Regions from separate parts of the Mus musculus genome. Here region 2 is linked to region 1. Evidence: chromatin loops called from intact Hi-C (ENCODE). Cell type or tissue: heart. All regions are shown on one strand. Links, peaks and the distances in the headings refer to the core of each region. The heading gives the core; the rest is flanking DNA. Region 1 overlaps Tox (thymocyte selection-associated high mobility group box). Region 2 overlaps Tox (thymocyte selection-associated high mobility group box).

Region 1 (16,054 bases), core at 3,938-11,937:
ATTTGAGACAATAAAATGAAGGTAAAATAGAAATGGACATTTAGTCAGAAGCTTAACAAATTATCTTTTCTTTCTGTTATAACACAATTAGATATTCTTTTAAGATGTCTTATCTTTATAGAGGAAAGGATTTGATCTTAAAAGATCTACTACATACAGGTTAAGTCGTGGGAAATCATTTGGAGAAAATGAAAAGAAAGGTTGTATATTTTCAGTTCTTACAGATGCTAGCTGAGGGGGTTATAAAATAAAGCAAAATCAAATTGATTGGCAGCAAGGGAGAATGATATTAAGGAAGAGTGATAAGAAAGGAAAATTGTGACTATGGTTATACATTCTAGAAAGAATAAAGTAATTACAGCAAAGATCCTATGGGAAAAGAAAGGAGATGCTGGAGGCTGCATGAATATTACTTGAAGTCCACTGGAGAAAATGAGGTGGGTGCCATCAAAAATTGCAATTACACATTGTCCTATCCAGCGGATTTATAACTGACTCCCCAATTTTCCCTTAAAAACAATTTTCAGATCAAACCAACAGTATAAGTTGGACTTAAGGAATCTCATAAGTTATTACTAGAATCTGAAATTAAATTTAGCCAACTTACTGTATCACTGAGTGGATAACCTGTGTCATCCCTTCCATGATGCTCTTAGGGTTATCATCTCAAGAAAGTGAAAGTTGAGAATCGGTCATATTTTACTTCTGTGTGGCAATGTCAGATCAATAATCAGACAATAACCAGACACACGTTAAAGAGTTCCAGACCACACAGCAAAGAAAACGTTTTTGTCACACACATCAACTGGCAGGGTAAAATTTCAGATCACAGGGAAAATATGAAATAATTCAAATTAAACTCAAATCAGCACTTTGGTTATGAGTTTGAAAAGTACTTTCTTATCTCCTCTGCTTGTCCCTTTCTAGCCTTCTAATCTTCTTAAGGGTATCTACACCAGAAAGAAAATATGGATTCACAATAGAATGATGACAGCAGCCTTTTGTGATCATAGTGGCCTGTGTACAAAATAAACAAACAACAGCAAAAACCCTCCATAGCTTAAGAAGTAGTAGTGACTCTTCTAAATCTCTACAAGAACAATCATGTGCTTCTTCAGCCTCAGTCATTCACTTCCGATGTGACAGCAAAGAGCTTACCTTGACTGAGGCACTTAAGCAAAATATCAAGGTATTATAGTTTCAATTTAGACTATGATGCTAATGTATGAAAGAAGCAGGAAAAATCACCTAAAGGCTATTTGGTCTTTCTTCTTCTAAACAGTTGCTAATAATGTCGTGCTCTTCAAGGCCTGAGGGATTGACATAACTGGAGGAATAGGGGAATGAAGGAAGGAAAGACTACACAGACACATCAACAGAGAAGCTGGGGTCTGGTGTCTGTGCTCATGTTCATGGAAAGTACCAACTGCAGCCTGGAACCTTTTCGCTTTTATTGTATGGATTGAGGATGGGGTTTGTGGTATAGAGCTGAGCAAAGAAGTGGAATAAATAAACGTGAGATTTAAGAAATGGTAACTGTGACTTTTTTATTGTCAGAAATTGTTATTATATTCAGGAAGCAATATAAAATTATGTCAGTCAAGATATCAAACAATATATTAAAACAAGTTGAAAGAGATTTGGGGAAGTAGGGGTAAAAATTCTCACAGAAGTAACATATACATAAATAAGTGCAGTTTCTTTTGTCCATGAAAATAGCTTTTGATTATCAATGAATTCTGAAATCATCCTATTTAAAATATCAAAATACTTTCTTTTAAAATCTTGCTATGCAAAAAAAAATGAGACACCAAGATTTAAAAACACCTCGTAACCATTTAGTATGTATATGATAGCATTGGGTAAATGAAAATTACATATTTTTATTTCATAAGCTACAAAAAACTCTCAATAAGATCAACAAGATTTGTTTTTTGTTTTTTTGGGATGTTTTTGTTTTGTTTTTTGTTTGTTTGTTTGTTTTTGCAGCAGGAGTGAATTTGTCACAATTTAAGCAACTTAGTTGCAGGATGATGAGTAAATCATAGTTAAAGTCAGCTAGTGTCCTTTTTTGACAGCATTAGATAGTTGGAAATGATGTCTCAAAGAGTATGAAAAAGACACACAAATAATAGCCATGTAGGTGAAGACAATTCTACTCCTTCCACTGCACCCTATTTTTTTTATTGATGCCTAAATGTGTTCGCATAGTTTAGCTGGAAGCCTCTAATTACATTTCAATGACATTGATCCTTGGGCTCATCTTCTTCCAGAACTAAATACTTGTGATTTGTTCTAAATCAACAACAGACAGAGCAAATGCCAGAGTAATGACACTGCTTCTGGGTAGCAAAATCCCTCAGCTGTATTATTTCAACATGTTTGAAAACTAACAACTTACCTGCCACAATTTTCAATGTCCTTTTTCCATTTGGTGGTTTATTTATAACTGAATAAGAACTGAATTTTCTCCTTCAGATCTGATTGAAGAAAATATTGAGTCCCATGACTCGTCAGCTGTAAACTTCCCTATCCCAGCCTACACACCGTTCTCACCTGGGCCTGGTGCATTGTCAATGATATGAGGCTTAGGGGCACTCTGCTCTGTGGAGTTCAGTATTCATGACCACTATGGAAAAACACAGTTCTGGGCTTTTTTTTTTCCCCCAGCAATGAAAGGCAAGGAAAAAAAAAAAAAAAGAATGAATAAAATGTTTAGATTTTGAGATGTTAAATGATTGAAACAGTTTCTATTTAAATGCAAATTTGACTTTTTAAAAGATGAGACTACCAGTAACTGTACCCTAAATGGTAAAATGAAAATCAATTTGAAATATGAGATGAATAACATACATGTGGACTTTCTAAGAGTAAATTTTATTATGGAAACCCTGATGTATTTTCTTTTGCTCAATCCATCTCAGACTCTGGACAGCCAGGCAAATATTTTTAATGTGTTTAAATGCAAACGTGGTCAGCTCATTGAATGGTTGTTTATTCAAGTCAGATTCTACAAAGTGATGATGAACATCACGATGTATATGAAAAGCAAGACTAGAAGGAAGTGTTTAACGGCAGCATTATAATCCCCAATACTCACTCCATGTCTTTTACGATGCTGGAAAAATCACTTTTAAGAAATGGAAATCACTACATTCTATTGATTCAAGGGCAGAATCTTCAGATATAAGTCAGAGAGCTGACACCTTCAAATACATAAAATGTGACATCTGCTCTTACAAATGTACTACACAGGCTGTAAATCACCATAGAAAAAAACAGTTCAATGTCATCGCAGCCTCTGTAAGCTATGGTTTACAACTGAGAGATAAAAATAGTCAGACTGTCTCTCTGACATCTAAGCCACTTTTCTCTTGCAGAATACTGGGTTCTTATTTATCTTTGTGGTTGAACAACACACAATCAATTGTGAACAAGTAGTGCAGTTTGAGTCCAGTCAAGTGCTATTTTCTATGACTTTATCTTCCCCTCACTGAGGTGAGTTTTAGAACTATCCACTGCACACTACCTCAATCTCGTGGTCCTCACCATTTGTAAAGCTTTTAGTCATCATTCCAAGTATAAAATTATGGTACCAATCTCCATGTCACATTTACATTTCATAACATACAGGCTTTAACACTTACATGCATTATAAAATTAAAGATCTGTAATCCAGAATGTTTGATGTGACTAATTGTGAGACCAGAAACAATATAGGTCTTGAGTCTTGGCTTTCCCGCTTAAATAACTATGAAGATTTGAGAAGATACATTTTACTATTTCAGAGAGACGAAGTATCATCTGAATAATGGGATAAAGGTTCTGTCTTGCAGGGACAGCTTTATGAGAGCTGCTCAGTGCCTGGCAGATACTATAGAAGACACAGTCTTACCAAGAAAATTATGATACATAGTTTTAAATTTTTCTTCTACAATGAAACTAATTACATGTATTAGACTTATTATTTGTTTAAAAATACTAAATTGACCTGAAAAAGACACTTTAGAATCAGTTGTTATTAAATGAGCAATAAAATCCTGTACCTGTGATGGGATTCTAGACCAGTGACTAATGACTTCAAGGACCACATTGCTGAGTTTGTTCAGTATTAATTTTCAGGGGAGAAAGTCACACTAGGCTAGAACTGTGAGGCTTTCTAGTAGAATTCAACATAAATAACACAACTAACCTTCCACCGTTTAAAAACCTCTTTTTCTCAAATGAAGCTAAGACCAAGTGAAGATCTGTTGATCAGGTTAGTTCGGGGATGACAGACATGGTCATGGAACCCTCAGGATGTGAAGCACAAGGTCTTTCCCACCAACTGCAGAGATACCACAAGCCCAAGCCAGTGTCCTAGGGTGGGACAGAAAGAAAAGCATTGCTTCCCTAGTGGGCTTGGAGCCATCTCTTGAGTGGTAACTATGTGTTTTCTTTCTCAGATCATTCTATGCACAAAATGAACTCTAGGGTCTACTCTCGCCATGTTATTGCAAAGCCCAGCCCTTGGCTGTCTTCCTTGCCTCCACTGGTCACAACCACACACAATGCTTCTGTAAACCTCTCTACATCACTTCATTATGTTCACAGATCCTGCCTGATATTTGAGTCAGTATAGCAGTGTGGGACAGGGCCATTCTTAGTTCTCCGGAAAGAAGAGGTCCCAAATGTTCATGCTTTAGATCCAGTGTGCATCATGTTCAGTGTTCTCTGACTTTTTCCACATGAACTCCTAAGCCTCTAGTACTGGAAAACATGGACCACTGACAAAAGAATAATAGAAAAAATTTCACAGGAAATTGAGCTGCTGTTTCATAAAGCCCTTAGGTTACTTGACCAGCATGATGTCTATATAATTCTATGCTTTAAAGGATTCATTGCTTTCTGTCTGAGAAAGGAAATAGCAATATACATACATACATACATACATACATACATACATACATATAATGTACATGCATATGTGTATGTATATACACATACATACATACATACATACATGTGTACATATACATGTATGCATACGCATGCATGGGTTAGGTCCTAGTAAGTTTCATAGTTTTATCCATAGTCAAGGACTGTTAGATTAGAACTGTATACTTGTCTCATCTCTTATGTCCCATACATTAGTCACAGGAGACCAGCATTTATGTAATCCTCTGGTAACAAACACTAAATATAAACTTAGCTGTTGATAGCAATACCTACAGCCAAGTTTTTAAGCACAGTCATTAACTTTGGTCTGTGGTAAGACCCTGGCTTTAATTCTGGAAAGACACGTTTAAAGCGAATTGTAACAACTGAGACAAAATTTAGAATTATTAGATTTTGTGTGTGTGTGTGTGTGTGTGTGTGTGTGTGTGCACAGATCTTCACATCAAGAAATGATTTTTAGAAAAAAGGAAGTATGTTTGAATTCAACGATTTCTGCTGGCTCACCAGTGCTCTGGTCCAATTTGCTTCCTCACTTTGGAACAGGCAGATCTTCTCTTGTCTCAGTTTCATGTAGACTAACGCTAAGAATTTGAGCATGGCTCAGTGGAAAATGTGCTTATCGAGTACTAGGAAGCCATTGGTTCTGTCCTCCCGCCCTTCCTTAAACCATAAAACCACTACAAATAATTCTGGGCATAAAATGCACTATGTACATAGTTGTTGATGGAATTGGGACGTAAAGTCTGGGGCTGCCAACATGAAGAAAAGCTGAAAGATTCTAGTCTATTTGGTGTTACCGGATTAAAATCGAGTTTCTTTCTCAGCCCACACAAAAGAAACACTGTTCCCTCTGTGTCCTCATGGCTATCACTATCACCACTGCTCAGCTAGAAACATGAAGCTGCCATCATTGCTTGCAATTGCTGTGATGGTCTGAGTGACCAATGGCCACCATGGTTCCAGGCATTTGAGTACTTAGTCCTCTACTCTCTTTGGGAGGCTTGGGAGTTGTGACCTTGTTGGAGGGAAGATGCCATTGGAAGCAGACTTTGAGGGTGTAGAGATTCATGTCTTCTTCTCTGCTTCCTGCTTATGGTTAAGATGTGAGCTTTCAGCTTTGACAACAGCCACCATGTCTGCTATGTGTGCTCAACCATCATAGAGTTTCACCCTCCTAGAACCATCAGCCCTGATCAGTCTTTCCTTCTCTAAGTTAGGGTGGTCATGGGATTTCACTTCAGTAACACAAAACTAATACACTTGGACAAAGTTTTTATTAGACTCTCATTTGTCTTAGTTCAACAGAGTTAATTTCTTGAAAAATTTGTTTAACCTACTGAAAATATGGCCAACTAAGAAGGGGAGAAAAGTAGTACTTAGAACAGCAAGGTTTAAATTTTAAAGCATTTTATGGATGGCTATTGTATAGTGTTTAGGAAGCACATGGAACGATAAAGCATTTACTAAAGTTAAGACTCTAAATAGACTAGAGTAAACCAAGAATTCTGGGCAAAGTTTGACTATGAAGTTGCACTGTTATTAGCTGTAGCTGAGGTGCTTTTCTTCTTAAAACAACTCTATGTGTTTCCAAAGCTACCATGATACAGCTTTTACTCATTTTATGTTTATTGAATTTAAATCTAACCCCATTGGTTTGTTTTATAAACTAAGATTTTTAAAATTCACATTCATTTCTGGTACTTCTTTAAAGATTTGTCTTTGTATTCATGTGTGTGTGTTTGTCACATATAAGTGCTTGCCACATATAAGTGGAGTTTTTTTTTTTTTTTAAGTGTGTCAGATCTAGGTGTAATCCTAGATAATTATGACCCATCAGACATGGATGCAGGGAAGCAAACTCAGGTCCTCTGGGAAAAAAGGAAGCATTCTTAACCACTGAGCCACCTCTTCAGTCACTGTTTTTAGCTCTTTTGGACAGGATCTTGCCATTACATCTCAGTCTGTCCTGGAACACACTTTCCACCTGCCCCAGTCTCCTGGGTGCTGAGATTACAGGAATGCACCACTGTGTCCCAATGCTCTCACTAGCTTCTTTCAGCAAATGAAAATAGCTTTAATTAGCAATGATTTCCATCTCCTTGGACTAACTCTTAAAACACTGGCTGAACTCTCTGGGCCTTCGTTTGAAAAGAGGGCTAAGCCATATCTAAATGTACAAGTTGTCTCTGCTGACTGTACTCTGAGGCCAATGTACTTGCAAAATAAAGAATCTTGACGAACCTTTTTAGGTTAGAGTTGCCATGGGATGGGATTATTAATGGGTTGGGACTAAGGAAGCACTGACAATTGCTCTGGATGTGGTTTCCTAGCAATAAAGAAGGAAACAAGGACTGGGGAGACAGCTCAGTGAGTAGAACACTTGTACAAACCTGAGGACCTGAGCTCGAATCCCAAGATCCTATGTAAAGCTCCTTACTGTAGTGTAATATGTGAATCCCTAGAAGCTCACAAGCCAGCTAGCCTGGTGATTTCAGCCACAAAGAAGAGACCTTGTCCCTATCAGAGGAGAAGGTGAGTGCCGATACCTGAGAATGCCCACTGTCATGTACACCCATGCAATGGAATACAAGCACGCTCTTATGCACACAAGCATGCACACACATGCATGTATTTGTGCATTCACATAGCATATCCACACCAGTATAAAAAGGCATGGAGACTGCAGTTTCATATTGTCTCCTGAGCCTCTGGCTGATTTATTTCACTGTTAGTGGCACAAACTTATTGAGGACTAATGTTATGTGATTTCTATAAGACAGAACCTTCTATAAAGAGACCCCACTTACATCTCCTAAAAAGTTATTGCTAGAGAAATCACTAGTTCCTTGTATTGAACTGAAGTTTCACTGGTAGCAAGATGCCACTGAAGCAAGATATGAAACAGATACAAATATGCAGAAAAAAGTAGATGAAAATCTGACTATCTGTAACTTATTTGTAATCCAGTTTTATAATAAATATGGAAAGAGAATTTGCAGGTTGTTGACTAGGAATATTGGCGTATCATAGAGGTCCCATCAGAACTATCTCATTTAAAATGATTGTCAGGGTATGTCCAAGAGCACCTAGAGCAAATCTGATCAATACCAGACAATAGGTAGCTGATCGGACCACATCAATGGAAAATCTTGGCTCTGATACTGAAAATCTGCAAGCTCAGTGATGACTTTTGTGAATAAGATATATATAGAGGAGGCACACTTAATCAAAAGATTATTGCAAACATTAAAGAAAACAATATGAATAAAATGTACAGCAAGTCTCTAATGCTTAAGAAGCATTCATAGATGTTGGCGATTACAATGGCTGTCACTATCATTCCTCATTTATTTTGCAAAGACCATCACAAAAGAATTTAAAAAGTGGACAAGATGGCCAAAGTATTTTAGGTTGGACAGCCAGTGACAACAAAATATGAAAACATTACAAGGCCATTCAGATTGAAATTTAAAATTTCACAGTGCCAGCACTGGGCTAGCTCCTACAGTAGAGTGGGGTCGGATGGGATTGTGGTCCCAGCTGTATCACCTGAACACTGCAGGAGATCATGAAATCCATTTAACCTTTCAGAGTGGAGGTCTTCACAGCCCTCTTCAATAAAACTGGGATAATAATCCATACCACAAAGCATTATCAAGAGGATCAACTATAATAATGCATTTGACAATGTTCGGTAATGAGTCAAGTGTTATTATCTGCAGTTTCTGCACCATGAGAACACATGTATAGTCCCCCTATCATCACAACTCCTATTAAAAACAAATGGAAGTTAATTGAAAAGACTGGAAGGGTCTTTGACAAAGGATCACAGTACATGTCAACTCCATTAGCCTCTCTGATATGGTTCAGGTCGCTGGTACATGTGCCCATTTGCATATTGGCCTCACCATCTGAATGGCCCAAGCAACATGAAAGGGTGTTTCTCATCCTTGCTTTGGGAAATGAGACAAAGCCAGTGAGCTAGAGAAAGAAGTTTGCCTGGATGCCGGACAAAATCAGGGACAACCATCAAGTTAATTTCAGATGTGCTATATTTTTAGAATCCCTTTCTCTTGGCTCATGAAACACCTTAGGCTTGACAATCACACATGATTTAGCTAAAGCACCTAAAGATACAGAGGGAATCTGGACCTTGTGTAACAAAACACAAGGTAATAAAAAGACTCAGGATTAGACCTGCCAACAATGTGATTTCAATCCGTCAAGAACGTTCTCTCTTGGGCGGGAAATCCTATTTATTTCTATTTCCTCTTCTAAGCACAACAAGCAGCTTTTCTGTGCGAAACCCACCCCTAAAGAAGTTGTGCTCTCCCAGAAAAGCCTACCAGCAGCACAGTGAAGCCTCATAGGGACCCCAGACCAGGCTTGCTGACACTAAAGGGCAAGCCTTAGGGAGGAGAAGAGGCAAGGAAATTTGATGTTTGCAGTTTTCATTTCTTAAGAAAACCAAAGCTTCTGTGGACAGCTGGGTTGGCAGAGCTCAGTGAACTTTTTTTGGCACCCTAAAATCTAACAACTACACGTCTTTGGTACCCTTTCCAATGTTTTCAGTTTGGGCAGTAAGGTTGCTGCCTCCATCTCTTCCAGTCTGGAGCTCCCACCAGGTCTTCAAGCTCTCCCCTTTCTTTCTGCTTCCTAACATTTCTGATGGGGAATAGCCATAAGGTCTGAGCCATGTTCTGAGTTTCCTGGCGGGTGAGTGGAGAGGCAAATGTGTCACTCTCATCAGGCTGCTGAGTGCAGTCATTTCCAGATGCCTTAGTTTCCTCCCCCTCACCTCAAGAATCTATACACACCACCTGCTATTTTCTTTCTTCTTTCATATATTACCTCTCAAGTGCAGTTTCTCCTCCCTCTCCTCCTCTAAGTCCCTTCTTCCATCTTCCCCCAGACAGGCTTCTACTTCATTTTCTCTTCAAAAAGAGAGCAGGCCTCCCAGCTATATCAACCAAACATTGCATATCAAGTTGCAATAAGATTAGGAACTTATCCTCATATCAAGGCTGATGAGGCAGCCCAATAGGAGGAAAAGGATCCAAAGATGAGACAAAGAGTTAGAGACAGTCCCACTCCCACTGTTTGTAGTTCCACAACAAAGCCAATCTATACAACTATAATACACAAGCTGTGGATCTAGGTCATATCTATACAGTCTCTGTGAGTCCTGGCTTGTTGATTCTGTGGGGCATGTTTCTGTATTGCCTACTTTTTTGCAGTCACTACACAAGTTGGGTCCTGATGAAAATTTGTTCTCCACATGATGCAGGCAAACAGTATACCCAGAGGAATTTGCTAAAGAAGAAGATCGAGCCTTGCTAACTTCAGCAGGCACGGAGTACAATTCTAGCATGCATGAAACTGACTTTTTGCTGGAACCATGCAAGGCCACTAAGTCACTGAACACTTTGTTCCTCCTTGTCACCTCCTTCCTTTCTCCTCTCAAACAGAAACAACTAAGCTCTTATCTCTTTAAAGGGTCATGATAAGCATATACAAATGACCTAGACTCCAGCCAGCATAGAGATTAGTAATGTAATGATCATGGTGCATTGAGCCAGCTACCCAGCTGGCACTTGAAGCATGCATTGGAAGGACTCAGATTCTTAGTTTAGAGAAGAAGCCAAAGAACATGAAAATAAAGGAAGGAGGCATCTCAGGATGCAGATGGTTTGGTTCTAAATTCTTAGAACATACTGTGACTGCTGGGGGGTGGGGGTGGGTGTGGGTGTGATCTGGAAAACTGGGCAGAAGACATTGTTCAGCCATCAATGTCCAGGACAACTAGACCTGTATCATTGTCTTGGCTGTGATTGGGAGATGGCAGAGCTCAAAGATTAGTTTCATTTTTAGAAAGATAAGACATACCTAGCTTTAGAACCAGAATCAGGATATTAGTTTCTCTCTGGGAATGACATTTTGGACTGGCAATCATGGTCCCCTACCTGGGAAGTGGGTTAATATTCATTCCGTAATGATACCTTTCAGTAATATAATATTGATCATGATCATAACACACTTTTCAAATAATTGTCTTCATGCGAACACCATGCTTTCTCCTTGGGTTAAAGCCATGACAGAATCTGAGTGAGGCTGAAGAGTTCACTGTCTCTCACCTCCCACGTGAAGGAAACAAACTGAGGTGAAATGCCTGTCTCTGACTTGCTCAAAAGGCTGCCAGGAGCCTCCAGGTCCCAGAAATTGGGTCCTTTCCCCATCCACATCTGTCTCTGAGGTTAAAAGCACCCCAAAATAAACTGCTCAGGAAGGACAGGTGGCAAATCATTCAAGCCCGTGGCTCTCACCAGCATATACAGCACATACACGCAACTCTACTTCTCTTGGTACTGGCAGCTCAATTAGTTACTCTTTGTCTCGTTCTCTTCCATGCAATGGCTAGCAGACCAGCGTTGCCTCAGTTCCAGAATATCCACTAGGCTTCATTGGTAGTTCACACTTTCTAGAGTACCATTTTCACTCAGCAGGAGTCTAAGGAACTGTTAAAGGACACCCTGTTTGGGATTTTCTCACACAGGGCTTCTATCAGTTGCATAATGTATCCCATTCATAAAAGTGTGGAAATGAATCATTTTATCCTGGCATGGTGTCGTATGAATGCAATTTCTGCACTGGGGAGGCTGAAGTGGATAGATCTGTGTCTCCGACCAGCCTGGGCTAAACATCCACATTGTCTCAACACAAGACGAGACAAAAGAATTCCCTAGTTTAAAACACTGTAGGCTTTGAACATTAAAGGCTATCTAAGCAACTCATGGGTGGCCCTAGTCTGCCTCCAATTTTCTCCATCTGAATTTGATTGTGACTCAAAATGTCTTTGTTTAATTCAATTTAGTTAAGGGACCTAAGTAGGAAAAGGAAGTTGTCTTCTTCCTTTCTTTTTGAATAGAAATTGGGGAACATTTTTCATGATCTTATCTCTCTCCTGAGGAGTGGAACATCAAAGTGACCTTGACAAATCCTGTTGTAATCTATTTCTAAATCGACTGTCCCAAGAGACTTGTTCTGCCCTCCCAAGCTTTGTATTTTAGTTGAGTAAAAGGGGAAGAAGCCAATCATTGTCTACAATGCAAAATGCACAATGACAGCTAAATCTCAACCGAGTAACTAGAAAACCACAATTTATTAAGAAATCATATTTAAAAGTAATATTAACATATTGAAACAAGGCTTTTATAAGATCAGGAGGTTAACGATATCTTCTTATTCTGTAGAGTATATAAGATATTAATAAATAAGGTCATAAATACAACAATTATAACAGCAATTGATCGGCATGGCGTCCCTAAAGTTTCCTCACATCTAAAGCTAGTTAAAAATGGGATGTTGCCTGGTGAAATGACCAAATTCCCCTTTCTTCCCGGACTGGTTATGTTACAATTTCCTGTCCTTTCTACTTCCCATACTTGAGTGTGGTCTTGTCCACTCCTTCTGGAAAGGAGGAAAAGAATAGCCACCCTGATAGAATGAACTAACAGGGCAGCTGAAGTGAGTCTGAGCTCCCTCTGCAGATGAAGCCATCCATATTCACACTATCCACATCTAACCTTGTGAAGATTGCATAGAAACCTCCTGTGAGATAGGCACTGAGAGCCCACACCAAAGCATCAGAATCTTGGTGGCAAAGAAAGACAAGGATCGATAGAGAGCAGACAAGCATCATCTGGAAGACCCTGACCACATCCTACTACTGTATTTATGTTTAGTATTTATTATTGTTTATTAACTACTTCCTCAATCATGGTGGTATGATTATGCACAGAGGAATAGTATGAAGGATTTGTATTTATGTGTTTATAATGCAAAATGTACAAACATGGAGAGAAATTAGTAATAACTGTAGTTATCAAAGGAAACAAGCCTAATTAAAGAAATAGCTGCTCCAAAACCATATGCAACTCAAAGCCGAAAAAGACAATTCAAATTTAATGAATGCCTTTAATATTAATTACAGAATTCTTAACAATACTTTGGGAGAGCTCTCTTGGAGAATTCAGCTTACTGTTTAACAGTTTCTGACTAATTTTATTAACCTGTACATCTGAGAGGATCAACCCCCTCTGGGTTTAATTAGAAGGAAATTCAATTTGGATCTAAATGTCAACAGTGGTTACTAATTATGGCAACGCTCGGGACAGGATAGCCTGGCTGCAATCAGGCAGGTTCCTAGTAACATTAACGCCTTCTTTCTGAGTTCCAAGAGAGTTTGGATGTTTTAAAATAAATACAATTCAGCATGGGACACTGCTAATATCATGAGCCCCTACTGCTAGGTGCAGACATGCAGAAGTGGATGCCAAATTAAATTACAGGAATCTCTCAAACATATAGCTGAATAATAAGCAGCTACAAAACTAGGTCAGGGTTGAAAAGCTGGCTCCGAATGCCCCTCCCCCAACATGCAAAATAAATACCCCACTATCTCTGAATAGAAATCATTCTTTTGTTATGCCCTTTGTCAAGAATACATTATTGCAAAATGATATTTATTTCCACAATCTTCACAGCTGTGAGCACAACTAAATTAATCTTTCTAGAACTGATTTCATTTGCAATTTCATGATTACAATTATAAAATGTAAATTTATTACTTAAAAAAGAAATGATTATAAAAGACATAGATTTAAAAAAAGACAGTTCCTTATCTGTTGGCTTGTTTCACTTAATACTAATGAAATAAATAGCTGACTAACCCTGGGATAAAAACAAACAGTCTGAAGATGGTTGTAAAATATGGGAAATGAAAGCTAGGAAGACAATTTTAAAAAAGCAGCCCTTTTAATGCAGAGCATACAGGAATCATATGGCTTAAGGAAAGACCAGAACACTGCCTGTTGTTGCAGTGAGGTTGATACTCATGGTCAGCCTTCTGAAGTGTTTCTGTTGCTCCATGGCATTAAATACAAAACATACTTGGGTGCTACTGATCTTTCCCCACCTGCAGCTTTCAGTTTTATTCTCTTAAATGTTAAATGCTAGAAAGCCATTTTCAGACTGTTTAATATTGATGACCCAAATAATAGATTCATTTATAGAAATCCATATTTACAAGATTTCTTTTCTTTTTAGCAGAAATTAGTCAATAGATTGGTATTTTCTTCTTTAAATATATTGTTTCTTATAATTAATATCCACATGTCTACTGTGTGCAGTGAATTATTCTGGGTGCTAAGACATACAACAATGTAAAAGTAAGCATTATCCAATTATGCTAGTTAAAGCACTAATGACAGGATTGGATTTTTGTTTTATTTGGTTTTCAATAACCAGGAGAAAATAAACCATCTACCTTACAAAATGTCTTTATTTGCGTAACTTCTCTCCCAAACAAAAATAATCTATTTCTTAAAAATATCAATTTAATTTTCCCCATTTAAAAACATGACTTGTGAGTCCAGGCAAATACAATTAGCACATGCATTTTATTAAATATATTCAAGTGTCAAATGCCTATTTATGGAAAGACCACTAATGATAACTTAGGCTCAACTAAAAATGAATGTCAATAAATGGTTCTATAAGCACTTACGCTCATAATAGATGCAATAGCATCTCTGAATAAATATTAACATGTAAAACTGCTATTTATCATGTCAACGCAATCAATAGAGACCATATTTCTGGACTAGGAATGCATCAGTAATCTTTCTGCATTTGCCCGAAATCACAAAGCAAAAATGCAAGCACTGTCACAAGACATTTATTGTATTCAATTGGATCCAAACTGGTTGCTGTGGAAAAGGCAATTTAAGCTCGTGCAACAAAATAGTCTATGTATATATGAATAAATTATTTTTACTATGATTCCTTTCTATTTTCTTTACCTGCCTAAGATGCAGATTTTCAATAAGAGACTCCTACAGCTTAGTAGAGTGTGAGTCTGGTAGACTTCTGAGTCACTCTCCCACTCAAATCATTAGCTGCCCCCTCGATTATCATGAAGGATAATACACTGTTGAGGGTGTCTATATTGCTTCTTTACTGTTCACAGCTACAATCACCTCCATGAGAAAGGCAGACTTCTTTCCTTTAAGAGTCCATTTTTCTTTTTACCTCTGGGAGGCGTGATACCTCCATCAGGCTGCTGGGGACCAGCACCTTTCCACTACAGTCACTGCTTTCTGCAGTAGTTGCAATGAACATCTGCTGCTATCACACTGAGGCGGTTAGAGACTCATACTACTGTGTTTGGAAATAAATGAATTTGGAAAGGCCATGTCCATGCACACTGTACTTTGATCTCACTCCTCCTTCACTTCCCCTTCTTCTCTCTCCTTCTCCATCTCTCTTTGTCTCTCTATCTCTCTCTGTCTTAATATCTCTCTCTCCCTCCCTTCTCCCTCCCTCTCTCTCTTCAGCTTGCATACTACCCTAAGAAATTTGCCTTTCTTTGTCTTTCTCCAGTGTCTCTCAAAACACCAACACACTGTCCCTGGCACCATATCATCCCCTAGAGGGAGACAGGCATAACAAGTGAGCTTTGCTGCTTAATTGTAAAGCTTTGAGGTCACTTTAAAACTAGTATTTAATGACTTGCTCTCCTTTGCTAAGGGTGCCCTTGAGATAATTTTCATAGAGGCATGCTGTTATTAAACACCTGTTAGATGCTAGATTTCTCAGAAGAATGAGACACACTCTTTATAACTTAAGTAAACGAAATAAACAAGAACAATGGTATTAAATGCCTGATGGACATTATAATAGGACATGCTTCTTACACTGGTTTTAAACTGTAATTTACCAGGTCATATTATTCTGAATATTATATTACAAATTCGGAGCAGGTGTTTAAAGCTATTTTCCTACTTGATTAGATGTTAACTCATTCTCTCTGCATAACTGAAGCTTTGCTTCAGATCTTCTGATAACAGAAACGGAAGCTGGGAAACCACAGCTCAATAATAAGGTGAATGGAAAAAGAGTTGGTTTCCGTCTCTCGCAACTGCTTTCCTTCATGTGTTCCACTCAAAAAGAAAAAGAGAGAGTGTGCGTTCTCGATTGTACCAACAACCATGGCATAAAGGCTAAGCACACCTGACTGCTTTGCACTCCCTAGTGGCATAAAAGCTTCAGTTTCGAA
Region 2 (16,054 bases), core at 4,539-12,538, 200 kb before region 1:
TGCCTCAGAAAGTGGCCACAAGTATCCACATGTCCAGAGGTATTTTGAGTCTTAAGATACCCTGTGACTTATAGTCATGGGTTGATGCCACACTCCTTCTCCATAGCTTGATTATTAAGTCACTTCTGCAGTTCTCCCTAGGTTGAACACTTGATGAAGAGCTGGGCTCACCCTGGCCAGGCAGCTGCACCTGGAGCCTGTATGTTCAGCCGCTCTATTGTTTTTCCCATCTACTCTTGTCACGGTATGAAGAAAGGTCTGGGAAGGAGAGAGGCACACATTTGGGAGCTACATAGTATGGTTCCTTTGTCTACTTTTTAGGTTCAATCTGGATTTCATCTTTATTTAAACATCAAGATCTGTCTGCACCAATAACTAACTTCAAAATACAGTTACATGGGATTAAGTGAAGGTTTTGCCACCTGCTTTATAGCCCTTCTAGGAAGCTTAGCCCTTCCTCCCCATGCCATAGGGCATTGAGAAGTTCCAGTAGCAAAATATTAGAGTCCACCACGTCTTCTTGAGTTTGCCCTGATAGGTCACATAGGCTAAGATGAAGCCCCACCCCAGCTTTCCTGGGAAGGCTGGGTGTGGCTTCCATGACTGCACTTGGCCTTTGAGACCTGGTGTTTAGAGCACTGCAGGAGCTCTTTCTACAGCTTGTGGAAGATCATGGTTGGGTCTTGGCCCAGTATAATTCTCTATCTGCCTTTTCTTTTATAGGTATCAAGTGAAGTGGTCTCACCCTGTAGTTTGCCACTAAATAAGAGCAAGGGATGTGTTTTGCCTCGGGGCTTGTTCACTTTTTTTTTTTTTTTTTTTTTTTTGAGTCCCAGAGGGACCCCTCAGTGCCTTTTCTGCAGACTGACATAGTAGCCAACTTTTATCCCACTTCCCCTTGGCTGGTCTTTTTCAAGCTAGGGGAAATAACATGGTGATTTTTGGAATGCTAATGACTCCAGACCTTTGATAGCATTCTGTCTTTAAAACCTTTTGCCAACAACAGTTGCAGGCTGTGGTTTTCTTGTCTGTGTGAGGTGACTAACAGGGTAGCACTCTTATTTGGGCTTTGTGTTCATGTAGCACCCAAAACCACCTACTGGCTTCCTGTCCCCTTGATCAGCCAAAGCCATCAGGCTTGAGCTGACATTTCAGCTGTTGAGCAGCTCCCCACCCCCACCAAAGAAAGAGTGTGATGGGAGAAAGAAAAGGCATATCTGGCAATAGTTGTTCTTGCCGCTTTGCCTGGAGAGAGATGTTCAGAGCCACGCAAGACTGTGCAGTAACAGCTGGCGGGCACCGGGGTGTGAGGCTGCTTTTCACTGATGACAGCCACTTACAGGAATGCTGCCAGATACAGCTGTTTAAAAGCCTTAATAAACAGCAAGTCAATACTAATCTTTGCCAAATTAATCTTTTCCCTGTCAGCCCATCACAGCAATTATGTTTGGGCTTATTGTAAACACACAATTGTCAAACAGGGACATGCCAGACTTAAAAAAAAAAAAACCAAACTGTAGTTTTGTTCATAGAATGTTTAGAATTGTGTTTTTATTTTCCCTGTAGGTTTGTCTTTCCATGTTATTGTCTAGTCCCCCCCCCCACCCCCCATTTTTGGCCTCACATCAGTGTGAATGAAATTTCACTTTGGAAAGTCTTGACTACCAAGTTGTTGATAAAGGTGAACTAACCATGCTGATGGGCTTCTGTAATTCGCCCAGGCTCCGATGATGTTGAAATAGAACCTATCATTGCTCTTGGGCATCCATCAAAGAACAAAGGCTTCACTACACTTAAGATATACTCTGAGGCTGGAAACAAAGGGTTGGTTAAGTATAAGGTGAAGCTGACACTCTGTGCACACACTAGATGCCATTTCCTCTAACTTGGTACTAAAGATCTTTCTTCTTTTGGAGTCCCAAACTCCCTCTCCTCCCTCTTCCCCCTGTACCTGGAGATCTATTTGTTCACACAGAGAAATGGTGCCATATGAAAGCATGAAAATGGCCTTTGACTATATTTTAAAAACACTATTATTTCTTCCTCCCCCGGTGTCATTTAGGTGGGATCCAGAAAATGAATCCTTTTCTTCCTGTACCAAGTCTACCCACTGTATCCTGTTCCTTCATCACTGTTTGAATTTAGCATCCATACATTTGTCTCCTGAGAGTTCTCTCTCGTTCCCAGCACTCCTACGTGTCTAGCACCTGCTCCTGCTTGCATAGTCTTCATGTGCTGAGGGTATATTATATCTTCTGCTTGTCACGACTAGAAAAAAAAAAGTTTTCATTTTTTTCTTCCTTCGTTCCCTCCCTCCCTCCCTCCCTCCCTTTCTCTTTCTTTCTTTCTTTCTTTCTTTCTTTCTTTCTTTCTTTCTTTCTTTCCTTCCTTCCTTCCTTCCTTCCTTCCTTCTTTCTTTCTTTCTTTCTTTCTTTCTTTCTTTCTTTCTCTCTCTTTCTTCTTTCTTTCTTTCTTTCTTTCTTTCTTTCTTTCTTTCTTTCTTTCTTTCTCTTTCTCTCCTGTCTCCCCCTCTCCTTTCTTTCTCTCTTTCTCTTTCTTCCTTCCTTTCTTTCTTTCTGTCTGTCTTTCATTCTTTCTTTTTCTCTCTCTCTTTTTGTCTTTCCCTCCCTTCCTCCCTTCCTTCCTTCCTTCCTTCCTTCTTCCCTCTCTTCCTTCCTTCCTCCTTCCTTTCCTCCCTCCTTCCTGTGAATTGTCCTCCCCTCACCCGTTTCTCTTTCTTTCTTTCTTTCTTTCTTTCTCTCTCTCTCTCTCTCTCTCTCTCTCTCTCTCTCTCTCTTTCTTTCTTTCTTTCTTTCTCTATTTCGAGAAGTTTTACTCTAGTCCTGGCTGACCGGAACTTGATATATAGACTCAGCTGACTTTGAACTAGAACTGATCCTCCTGCCTCAGGCTGGATTGAACTAGATCTGATTCTTCTGCTTCAGCCTGCCGAATGCTGCTGGGGTTAAGGGTATGTGCCACCATGCCCTGTTCTTTCAAACCTTTGTAGTCTTAAGTATCATGGTGTTGTATTTCCATCTTTTTCTCTTTATAGTGCTTCCCTTTAAGCAAATATTTAATTCATTTTTATATTTGAAAGGAAACACAGTACAATTTATGTGGAGAATAATGTGTGATGTTTTCTTGTTTTTTATAATATTAAATGTGAACCTACTGTGCTATAGTATTCCAGTTAGGGATATGAAAATCACTCAATTTCACGGAGCCGGAGGGGAAGGGGAGGGATGGGAGAGGAGAAGGGGGAGAGATTTTGGCCAGGACTGACTTACATTTACATACTTAGGGGCCAAACTTACCCTACTTTTGTGTCATGCTTTGTCACTGTTATTCATTGTCCAACTATCAGCAACACAGTTGGGGAGTTTCCTGTTCTTCTATACTTGCTTTAAAGGAGGATTAACAGTAGAATAAGAATGTAGTCCCTGCCAATTCTACAAATATTATTGTGAAAACAACTATCTGTTATAGGTTTTCAAGTTTTAGTAGACTGCAACTTCCCTCTAACAAAGACACTGCGATCTGCCAGTTTACTATAGTCCTTACCAGGCTGGAGCGTCTAAGTGGAGTAATGTGTAAACCATCTGTCAGTTACTTTTTGAGTGTTTTTTTTTTTTTTCCTTAGTGCCTTATAAAGTACTTCCAACGGCCTTAGACATTATATTTAAAGCTACAGCTAAAAGTGTGGCTGTCTCTAGTTCCTACATCCATCTTCTGGTGGACCACAGAAATGGCTTCTTTTGCTGATAAAAAGGGTGAGAACTGTCTCGGTCACATGGGTCGAGCTAATGACTTTTTAAGTGAGTGGGAAAACTCTTCAGCATGGAAAGAGATAGATGGTGGCACTAATCCTAAGTGTTGCATTCTGAAGTTTTAAACATTTCTGGGCAATGAATCTGGTTAATCCTGGTGTTGTGTGGACAGCTCTGTCCCATGTAGAGGGGCTTCTTGCCTCCAGGAAAGCAAATAATAATTATCACAGAAGACAGCTTCCTCTTTAGCTATGTTCCTGAATTGGATCCCCCTGCAAGTAAGATCTGACCTATTCCCATTGTCAACTCACATGCATGTAGATGTAACTCAGAGCACCGGCTTTTCTTCTGTTAGAGATGGAACCAAGTCTTCCCCATCGCACAGGGTGTTCTTCCTCTGCTTAGCCACCACTCTCTTTTGCATAGACGAGTGATGATACCTTATGCTCAGTCTCATTGTTGAATCCTTAGGGTGACTTTGATCTCTGCCCAGGAGCACTGCTTCTTTGGGTAACAAGTTATATACATTTATCATAGTGTATAAGTTATATACGTTTATTATAGTGTATAAGTGATATACGTTTATTATAGTGTATAAGTGATATACGTTTATTATGGTGTATAAGTGATCTACGTTTATTATAGTGTATAAGTGATATACGTTTATTATGGTGTATAAGTTATATACGTTTATTATAGTGTATAAGTTATATACGTTTATTATGGTGTATAAGTTATATACGTTTATTATGGTGTATAAGTTATATACGTTTATTATGGTGTATAAGTTATATACGTTTATTATGGTGTATAAGTTATATACGTTTATTATGGTGTATAAGTTATATACGTTTATTATAGTGAATAAGTTATATGCATTTATTATAGTGTATAAGTTATATATGTTTATTATAGTGTATGAGTTATATACGTTTATCATAGTGTATAAGTTATATACGTTTATCAGTGTATACGTTATATACGTTTATTATAGTGTATAAGTTATATATGTTTATCATAGTGTATAAGTTATATATGTTTATCATAGTGTATAAGTTATATACGTTTATTATAGTGTATAAGTTATATACGTTTATCATAGTGTATAAAGTCATCTGTGTCTGAAGATGGCAGAATGAAAAACAGCCAATTTCTTTGGATAGTGAGAAACACTCACGTGGTTCTGGGAAAGAACTTTTGGAGCATTCAGAGCTGTTAATACCCGTTTTGCTCTGTCACTTCTGGCCTGATGTTTACACGCGATTCCTCATTTCCCTGGGAATGTCCTTTCAAGTCTGAGGAAATCTCCAAGGAGAAGAGAGTCATGTGCAGTAAGAGCTTAATTGATAATATATTCCATATTTTACATTTTTTTCTTTTTGCCTGCTGGGAAAAGTTGCAATCAATCTAACAAACCTCTTGTCTTAGGTGGTAGGGCTGTTCTCAGTTCAGACTTAATGTAGGGGGAGCTATACTTTATCATAATGCAATAATAAAAGACATTGGTTAATTAGTAGTGCTGGTATATTTCTAAAATACTAAACAGCCAAACAATAAACTGGGAAGTTAATCACATGAATTCTTATACAGTATCAAGACAGTAAAGTTTGAGCTCTCAACCCCCGTCATTTTAATAATAACACCGGATCTGCATTATTTATTAGTTATTACATGCCGAGTGATTCAACGTTGTACAGTGTCTGAAAATCAATCCAAAGCAAGCAAGCCTTTTGTCTTTTCAATTTTGACTGGATTACATGATGTATTTAAATTGCTAAGGTTATTTCATACATTCCACAAAACCACCATTCTCTTCATGTCTAGCCAGATGAATTTATGTGACCGAAGTCTGTGGAAGGGGACCTTTCCTCACCCCTTCCTTCTGCTATCAGAGCTATGCAAAGCCCTACTGGCACATCGCTAGTGGTGACCCAGGATTTGTGGAAAAGGAAGAGAGCAGAGACGGGGGATAGCAGGGTGCTCAGTTTCTAGCAACTGCGTCCACTTCCCATGATTTTCCTATTTCTTGAGCTGGTCTGACTACTAGCCCTTCATTTCTAGATTGATTCTAGACACCATATCCCCTTTGATCTCTTCCTGAACCCTTGGTCAATTCTTAAATGTTTTCTGCATGCCATGAGAAGCATGTGACTTTTGGGATTCTGGGTGACTCAACTTGAATTTGGTTCTTAGCATTTGTGTGTGTGTGTGGGGGGGGGGGTTGGGGTTGGGGGGGTGGGGGTTGGGGTGGGGGGTGGCAACTGTTTTGGAACTGAGAAGTGAGAAACAGCTCTTTTTATCTCTTTAGGAAGAGGATGCACTGGTGTTTGCTTAGGCCTGGCAAGGGTGGCACCTCAGGAGCAGTTTTCTGTTGTGTTGCTCAGGAAAAGAAGATTGCTAAGTAGAATTGTTTTTCATTTATGTCAACAAAAGATATGCAAAAATACAGATTCGTTCCTCTAGTTTGCTACTAAATGAAAAGCAGATTTGGTTTTATTCATGTCACTGTAAAAACTAAATAAGTACTCACACCAAGCATGGATTTTTTTTTTTTTTTTTGCCAGCAAAAATTAAAACATCAATGAAACCTCTTTCAAATACTAACAAATTTACTTACAAACACCTATATTTATTATTTCATAAATAGGCGCAACAAGTTTCATAAAAAAAAGAAGAAAACGATTAAATACAGACACAGTATGGAGAAACAGTAACACAGAGCCATAGATAAAGAGGAGCACTTAGCTAGCGCGTTCCGGCCTGTTTCTGCAGCTAAGATGCCAGTGAGCATTTGGCAGCTTTATCCATAACAGGACTTGGATGACATTTACTAATCATTACACAAAAGTGATACAAAAAAGGATTTTTTTTTCTGCAATACAAAATAAATGTGTTTGCGCTTCCCTCCATACTAGCTTCTTTTTTGTCTGATCAATAAGACAAAGCCAAATTGTTTTTAAATTAAAATCATTTGGGAATATTTTTTCAAGTATTTTGAAAATATAGAACTATTAGTAAGTTGTTTTTAAAAATGAAGTAAAAATATGAATGTTTGCCAATTTTAATCCCTCTGTGAAATCAACAAACTGGGGTGAGCCAGTTTCAAATTACAATTTAGCTACAAAAACATTCACATTTTATACTCTAGGAGAGTGTAACATAGATGCTATTTACAAACTTGCTATGACTGCTACATCAAGCCATTTAAAAAGTCTTTAGTAGTTTCATATAAACACCCATTATGAAAACCAATGGAAAACCCAGGACCGTTTACCCCAGACATCTACCGTTGCTAAGGCAGTTACTAGAGCCGCAGCACTTCACAGCAAAACCAACAGAAATCAGAATGGTCCACACTTCCTTCTGGGAAGAGGAACAATGTCCATAAAAGATTAAAAAAATAATAAAGAAGCATGACTATTTCTTCCAGCGTGGGTGACCCACAAGCTCACATGGTCCTAAGTGCTTAGTAACTTGTATTTTCTAATCAAATGAAGAACTGCTTTGAGTGCGCAAAGCAATCCATGGTGAAAAGATTTCCCTGAACTCCTCAGTGGAAAGAAGAGGTGTCGAGATTTTCAGGTGAGATACAGCGCTTTGTCCCTCTGCATGCCCCTGTGTGGAGAGAAAACACGGTTACAAGAAAATCAGAATCACAGTGGGAGGGGGTGGCAGAGGGAGTTGGGGTGGTGAGGCTAGTATTATTTGTGCTAGCTCAAGCGCATAGATAGTTGACCTAAATCCCTAGGAAAGAGAAACATGGAGGCATTTGTTCTTGGAAAGACTAGAAGATGATGGCTCTACATTTTATGTATGTATGTATGTATGTATGTATGTATGTATGTATGTATGTATGTATGTATGTATGTAAGTTACTTTTCTGAAGCCTTCCTGGACATGAGGCCCCACTCCCGAACGGAGGCGCATGCTGTGAGACTCTCCACCACCAGGTGGCGATGGCCGGCCGCTTACCCACTACTGCAGTAGTCGGTACTCCAGTCCACGGGCTGTGGGGGCGGATTTCTGCACCCAGAACGCACGTACTCCATCGCTTGGGTGACAACTTGTGCAGCTGTAGATGTAGGGTTGATAATAGTCTGATAGTCGGGTTGAAGAGTAAATCCCTGAAGGAAAAGCAAATCTACATTTGAGAAAAGGCGGTACCTTTTAAAGCAAAGAGCAGAGACATAGTTATCCACACCCGCAAATATGGTAGGCCACCTCACTTCTGTAGGAACCAGCGGAAGGGGCTCCCTGACTTAGAGTAAAAAAGAAACACCCATCACCTCATTATCCTTACCTTTCCTTCGCTTAACCAGGTGTCCAAAACCCTTTCATTACACCCTTTGGCAGATACATTGAGTTGGGAAACAATTTAAAATATAGAAAAGCCAACTCAATGTAAGCAAAGGGAGAATGAACGTAAGCTTCTCACAGTTGATGGTTTCTATCAACCTAACACACATTAATGGTTAAGCCCCAGAGTAAGCGACCGAGCCTTCCTGAAGGATTCAGGCAGCAGGTGGCTGAGTGTTTTATTAGGCTACACCTATTCACACATTGTTACTCAAAACCCTTTTTTTCATTCAGTCACAATGGGACCATCTGCTGCTTTTTCTTTATTTGTATTTCTCTTATCAGCTAAAAATTTCAACCAAAGAGTTGTTTCTGTTTTGTTTTTTTTTTTTAAATCAGTTGTTGGACTAATACAGAGACAGAAAACAACTAGCCATTGGAAAACATAGGGACTAAAACATGTAAAGACAGAAAATATTTTTAATTGAAAACTCTCTTAGCTGGCAAACAATACTCAGACTTCAGGAAGATTCTTTTAATTCACTAGTGATGAAGTGTTGACTTTTAATCCCAGCAAAGCTATTAAAAATTCAAGGACGGAATCTCTGAAGTATATAGCTATATCTGGTAAACAAAACACATTATACACAATTTATTTTTAGCGTATCAGGTGAATTCAAGAGCAGCAGAAGCAGGCTTTGTTGGAAGTGACCACAGAAAGAAGCGGAATTAATCTCATGGCTGTCTCTGCAGCAGATTCTAGCCATGGTTTTTAACATCCAAGAAATCAAGATTCAAAATGCACCATGCACAATTTAGTTTCAAGTAGCTTTGGAAGGCGAAATATTACTGACATATTCCTTAAACTAAGCAGGATGGTGGGAGGGTTGATTTTTAAATAAGATTTTTCCTTAGACTTTTACTCATGTGTGGGTGGTCCCTCACATAGTGATTTGAAAACTATGTCTACTTCAATCTTCCTTAGCCCTCTGGTTGGCTTCTAGAGATCTACTGATTTACCATTCCACTGATAAGCCCATGTTACCCCGATAGACCCATGTCCATGTCTATTCCACTGAAACTGTGGAGAGAGGCAAAATTCAGGGTGAAAAGTCACCAACAAGTCAAGAGTTTAGTATTACTGGTTGTTGACCCAACACACCCTTACAGCAGTAGATTTCCTAAGTAACAACTGCCTTGGAGGAGGAGGTCCTGAACAGAGGCCCCTGTAGCTCAGGCTCCAGGCATCTTCCTGTAGCTCAGGGAAGGCAGTTGTCCACTGGCTTTCCAGCCCAGTCGGAACCTTTCTCTAGGTATTCCCAGCATGAAAGGAGCCTCAATGCCCTCAGTGAAAGATCTTCATTTCCCCTGGTCCTGACCTGCTGCTCACCTTCTCAGTTTCTGTCACTAGGGTCCAGTATGATAGTAGGTAGAGAGCTGAAGAAAGTTCTGAGAGACCCTGTATTGGTTTCTTTGACCACTGAGCTCATTGACAGGCTGTGATCATTGTCTGCAGTGCTTACTACATAATCTCAGCGCCTAGCCTACCACAGTGCCTTAAGAAACCATGGTTTTCAATAAAGAAAGAGAATTTGATGCTCCAGTAAAAAAGGCAAATACGACCATGTAAATGGCAAGAATTATTTCTCTCTTTAGTGTGGAGTTCTCTGCTGGAATTTTATTTATTTATTTATTTATTTATTTATTTATTTATTTATTTAGGACACAACTGACAAACTCTAACTTAAAAGCAAACAAGGATCAAAGCAAATAATAAGTACAAATATCCCAACTAAGGTGAAGGAAAATATAATACAAACTGAAAATAGTTCTACAGGTTGAGTCAGAATAGCAGGAAAACATTTTTTTAAAAAAAATAATAATTTAAAACAAAATTATGTGTTATATACAAAGTTCCAACATGGAAAATTATGCTACTTTCAAAATCAACATTTAAATAAATCACTTCTTCCCAAACAACCAAGGACCAAGAAAAATACGGCTATAGACTGAAGTAATGGTATTTAACATTGTTTTGCTTTCAACATAGAAATGGAAACATTTCTCAGAACACTGTATAAAACGATACTAAGGTCAACCTTTGAGCAGAGTACATGTCTATTATGGATGTAAATAGGAAACAACAATGATGATATAAATTTTTTGAAACATGTTTGCTTAGCAGTCTAATTAAACGAGACTGAATATTTTGCATTTTAATGCTCAGGAGAAAAATCACCAACTGTTTTGTAGCATGCCTGGAATTTTAAATTTTATTTTCTGGTGCCAGATTGAACTAAAAATAGGAAACATGATAAAGATTAATTTGATGTCAGAAGGGACATTTGCTCTTTAATTAGATTTCTGTAGCCCTCACTGTTTTGTTTTGCTACACAGCAAGTCTGAGAAAAGCCTGTAGCACCATGAAGCAGTGATCCTTAGAACTGCATGCTACTGCGAACTAATTTCATTTCCTGTCTGTCTGGAGAGGTATTTTCAACAGGCATCAATGTTTTGTCTTTACAGCTGATTTATTCATCAATCTCAATGTGATTTAAAAAAAAGAAAGAAAACCTTAAAATTACACCCAGATCCTAAAGCAGCTGTTTATTACACAAGGAAATTGAAAATCTGTCTGTGGTATCATAGAAAGATTTTTTTCTTAAGGTTATAAAGGAAATTGACAGATATTAATGATTTTTTTCTCTTGACCTCACTCAACAATAAAAGTGCACTGAGAGACAGACAGAAAACAACAACAAAAAGTAGGTCCATGAACTCAATGTACAATAAGATACTCTTCAAGAAAATAATGGAATATTATTCCTGGTACATTAACAATTTTTTTTGTTGGAGTAAATCATTTTTCAAAGGGATAATAAAGTATCCAAAGTAATACTGAAATGTGAGACTATGTTTAAAAAGTACAGTAGCCATTATTTTTATTTTGTCTCTCTTTCAGTGCTTAGACAGGAATTCTGTCAACATATTAGGACCCAAATAGCTTCAGGATAAAGATGGATTGGGTGATGAATCACACAGGCCAACTTGAATCTACTGCTAAAATCCCACTCATGTCATGGACAGTGGACCCGATACGCTGTTGAGAGTGTGCTACACCCCATCAGTGGGTGCCAAGTCTTCCATCTTGCTTCAGATGGTCAGTTGATAGAGCTTCTAGCCTTTCTAATCTGCAGACTCATGCCCATGACTCATACACCCTCCCTATGATTTTCATCTCCTAGAATTTGTTTTTCTGTTTACTGGTCTTTGTTGGAATGTCTGTACACCCTTCCAATCTTCCAGGGTTTAAAGGTTGCATCCCTGAGCCCTGAGCCCTCGAGGAGGGCCATGAGAGTGCTCTCTGCCCTTCCTCCATGAACTGGCGACTTTCTGAGTCATTGCCATAGCATTTCCATCCATTGTCTTCTTATCCTGATTGTTATCACTTCCCATGTTCCAACTCCAGCGAGCAAGGCTTCCTTTCCCTGGACTCCTAGATCAGTTAAGTTTCAGAGTCCGGGCAATACCTGGCACATATTATGACACACTCAACTTATTTTTGTCATATCAACTGTTTTTAAACTTCCAAGGAATTAAAGAGTCCACAGCTAAATCTACAATTTCTCCAAAGAGTACTACATACTACTCATTTAATTTCTCAGAGCTTTATTATTCCATAGTTATTTTACTAACAGCTCACATGGTCAAGGCATTATTGAAAGTGATTTTAGCCAGTGCCATTTTTGTAGATATTTTCCTTCATTGTGAGGTCCTGTTATTATCTTTTACTATGATCTCTAGCCCCACACATGTTGAAATATGTGGTTCCTTGACTTACCTCACCACTGGGGTGTGTGACCTCTGCTGGGCTGATGGAAAGGGAGATGCTTAGGTGGCATTTCACCCTACGCAGCCATGGGTGGAGGGCTCATGGGAAGCTCGGATGCACCACTTAGGGGTGGGAGAACACATCCTAAGATGGAGACCCCATCCCAGGCGAGAAATGATGCATACTGAGGCTGAAGTTTGTGTTCCTTAACCCCTGGATACCCAGATGCTGCTGGGAAGTGTGAGGAGTCAGGAATGGGGCAGTGATGATGGAACCCAGGGGCGTGGGGCAGGGGAAGGGGGACCTCTGGCTTTGTTTAGTGGCTAGTGTCAGAAAGTGTAAAGGGCACAGGGGCATTCTGTAGGAGACTTAGGAGGCCTGGCTGTATATAACAAAGGCATATACAGCCTTTGCAGCCCACTGCGGTTGTGATGAGATGGTCGTTGTTTGTTCATACCGTTTATTTAGTATTCATCATGGAAAATTGGTTCATAAGACTTACTCAGGGTGGACCAGAGATTAAAAACCTTCTGCAGGAAGACTGTCCAAGAAGGGAAGCTTATTGGCTAAACCTTTGAGGTCAGCCCATCTAAGATACCTTGTGGCATGGATAATTCTGTGCTACCTGACTAATGGTCATGATCTTCATGTGGGGTGCTGTAGTCATGTGCTCCAGGACCATAATCAGTTGGGAACAGATGAAATGCCCACTGTTCTCAGATATGAGAATACTGGGGTTTCTAAATCGATTCAATTTTCCCAGTTTTTGTCTGATGACATGGGTCTATTTGGCCCACAACTCCTCCTTTTTTTTTTTTAAAGGGGTGGTGTCATTGGAGTGACTATGGGTAGAGCATGAGACTCTTAATCTCAGGGTCATGGGTTCATGCCCCACGTTGGATGTCAGTTGCTGGTCTATGTACCAGATGCTATCTGCAGACTAGGAGGGCTGCCTGAGTCTCTCTGCAGTCACTGGTGCTCTGGAGTCAGTGTGGCACAGCTAGACACTATGCTGCAGTGGGTCAGCGGAGCACAAAAGTCTAGGAGGCAAGGTCGGTGCCATTGAGTGGGAAATGGTAGCAGTAGTTTCCAGCAGCTTCCAGCTACGAAAGCTTTGGGAGGAAACACTCTTCTTCAAAGTGTGATAGCTCTATGTGACAGACACTCTCAGACAGTCTATAATGAAATAACTCTCGTGTACCTTTTATTCCTTGTGGACAGGATCTTATATACATTTTGGGGTGGGTCAGGGTCTAAAGGTAGATGTTTTCTGTTGGCTTGGTCTGAGATGTTAAGGATGCCTCATTTGCATGTGGAGGAGCTTCAAGCACTACCCCTACATGACTGATTTTCACAGTCTTTTCCATGGCGTGTTGTGGTCATATGTTTCAGGACAGTAACCTGGTCAGGAATAGATGAAACAACTACATCCTCAGGTATGAGGGTATCAGGATGTGAGATCATGAAATGTAGCTTGGTCCTCGGTTGAGCTAAGGTTCTGAGCCCTGGAGACCCTGAAAGGACGCGTAGGCACTTTTCCTATTCTCAGGCACCAGGCCCCTGTCTCTAGCCACAGCTAACCCATAGATTTGTGACCATCAGTCCTGTAAAGACAACACCCCAAACCCCTCCACATGTAAAGGTCTTGACCTGTAGTCATGTAGGCTAAAGACAGACCTCCATTTTAATGAAGTACTTATAGGCCAGGAAGGCTTAGCCAATAAGCTTTCCTTCCCTGACATTCCTGCAAAAGGTGTTTAATCTCAGGCCCACCCTGAGAAGTGGGGTATGGCTTCACACATCCACTTTCTGCCATGAGGATAAATGTCTTAAAACCATGGACTCTCTCTTTCCAATGGGGTCCAACATGGGGAGCAATGGAGAAGGCCTTCGCCTATAGAGTCACCATCTAATCTCTCACAGAAGGCCTCTCTGCACTCCCAGCCAGGACTGCCACCAAGCTCAAGCCAAGCCCAAGACTACCACTGTCAAGTCAAGGACTTTCCCCTGTGCGACCAGGGGAGCTCCCCTCCCACCCCTCCCCCGCCCTAAGCCAGATCCAGCCCACAGGGGGGTTGTGGGGGGAAGCACTCCATTCTCAACTCTTCTGCGCCATCCAGTGGTGCTTAGATATCCAAGAGCCTGAGAACCAGACAGCCCTGGCCTCCTCACAGGTCCATGGACCACCAAACTACCTCCGGATGTCCTGCACCTCAGACTACACTTACCCATCACCAGAATGGTGTCCCAGGGCTTCCCTACAGCCCAAGCCCAGTGACAGAGTTGGGTAAGCTCGGTCAACTTTGGCTTCCTGAGTGGTCATGCTCTGTAGTGGAGCAGACATGGGACCCCAACAACCCTACACTGGCATTTCTGAATCTACTCAACCTTACCAAATTTTCTGTCTGATGTCACAGTCCACAGCTCCACAGAGATATAGTAACACAGCTGACTTATAGACTAAAACATACCTTGTTCAAAACAATAAGAGTTATTCATTTCACCCTATATTAAGACTTTTGTAGGTTAGAATTAATCTCTTGAGTTTGTACAAGTAGCCTTTGTAACTCTGAAAGAGTTGAAAACTATTCATGATGATGTTTTTCATTGTTCGAGGTGTTAATACAGGAAAGAGTAAACAAATTAGGAAAGGGTCTCCATTCTGGATATTTCTGTCCCTCTGTCTGGGGGACAAAATTGTGTCTTTGTATTTTTTTCCTTAAAAAGAAGTAGATGAACTATCACATTGTGACCACCACATGGCCTGGAGCACAGCACCTGCAAGCAGGTGTCAACCCATCCTAGTGAAAGTGACAGCTCTCAAATTGCTTACTCATCACTCGACTACCATTGACTTGCTAAAATAAGAACACATTCACTGGTGTCCATTTCCTTGTGAGTAAAGTCTGATGCAAAGGATGAAGATTCTACCCCATGAACATCTCTTGGTCATAAATGCACTTGGAGACCCTGCTGGAGTTTGGAAATTGTTACCACCCTAGTCTTCCCTCTAGTCAATCAGCTTCACCAACTGGCTGTGATGTGTAGGTAAGACAGTGAGCTAATAATGTATTGGTTTAGGAACCAAGGAAGATAGTGAGTTGATGAATTCCTTTGTTTTTCATAAATGGTTTGATTTGAGAAGAAACTAAGATTTAAAAGCATTCTAAAGTCTTAGACGGCACAGGATTTCTGTTCCAAATCTGCTAATAATCTACAAGAAAGCTGGAGGCTGAGGCAGGCGCTAAGCATTAGGTATGTTGCTTCTGAGTTCTAATTGGATCTGGATTTGAATTTCAGCTCTCACCTTGCGAGCTTATTAATCTAACCTTCCAAGCCTCACTTTCTTCATTCTCAAACAAGGACAGGACTAGCACCAGCCCTGCAAAGTTTCCAAGAATTTAAATAGAAGTACTGGGTTTGCTGTAGTCAGCTTTCAGAACCCTTGTCTATAATAGCCATATAAAATGCATTTTAGACTGCGTAGGCATGGTCCGTCCGCTGCCTCTCCTCCCCTACTGTTCCTAGGGTAAGCATGCATTCTGTGTACAAACAGCTAGATGTGCATTCTCCAGGAAACTCTGCTTATGTACTTTCTCCCAGCTCTGAGAAGAGCATTATTGAATGGTAAAGGCAGTGGTTAAATTTGCTGTGATTTGTAATTTTTACCTGTGCCCACTCTAGAAAGTGAGCTTTTGGGGTATTTGAATAGTTTTATGTTTCACTGAGTTTGTGGAGCATGCTCCTAATTCTCAAATTAGAAAAGAACATCAAAATCTTAAAAAAAAAAAAAAAAAACTGAAAGGAAAATTTGATTTCAAATAAAAACTGAACAAAATTACCCAGAAACTTCTCATGATTTATGCAGAGGACAGACACCACCCCCCTCCCCCTCCCCCCCCCCCACCTCCACCAACACACTTGCATTTGCACTGCCAGGGATTATACCCAGGGTCTGTTACATGTTGGAAAGATACTCATTCCAGGCTCTTTGTATACATTTTTTAATGAGGCAGTGGTTACTGTTTGGTTCTTACTGTTTCTAGAACTCTACTAAATTTGGAATTCAATCTGATTTCATTTTGTTCCAATTATTGAACTCAAGGGTCATCTCAGTCAAGAAAGCCTCATTTCCTAATAACATTAGAAAGAAATT

What was found. Peaks named below come from ENCODE experiments on the same cell type or tissue, not always from the same donor. Only the 100,000 strongest peaks of a DNase experiment are listed, where the experiment ranks them.
Region 2: it touches region 1 in a loop (2.1-fold over the local background); 8 of 42 quality-filtered maps call a loop at or near these places.

What each region holds. Positions count from the first base shown.
Region 1 is chr4:6,886,417-6,902,470 of GRCm38, forward strand. All of the region lies in intron 1 of Tox (thymocyte selection-associated high mobility group box), which reads right to left. Among named protein-coding and RNA genes, the nearest start is that of Tox, 96 kb to the right of the region's middle. In heart, for the core only: no CTCF peak of the experiment used is centred there; no DNase peak of the experiment used is centred there.
Region 2 is chr4:6,681,077-6,697,130 of GRCm38, forward strand. Tox (thymocyte selection-associated high mobility group box) reads right to left here. Exons shown (of 9, transcript NM_145711.5): 8 at 7,743-7,894; 9 at 5,277-7,385. The coding sequence ends at 7,349. Among named protein-coding and RNA genes, the nearest start is that of Gm11802, 11 kb to the right of the region's middle. In heart, for the core only: a CTCF peak has its summit at 7,718 (motif pointing right); a DNase peak (open chromatin) is centred at 7,755.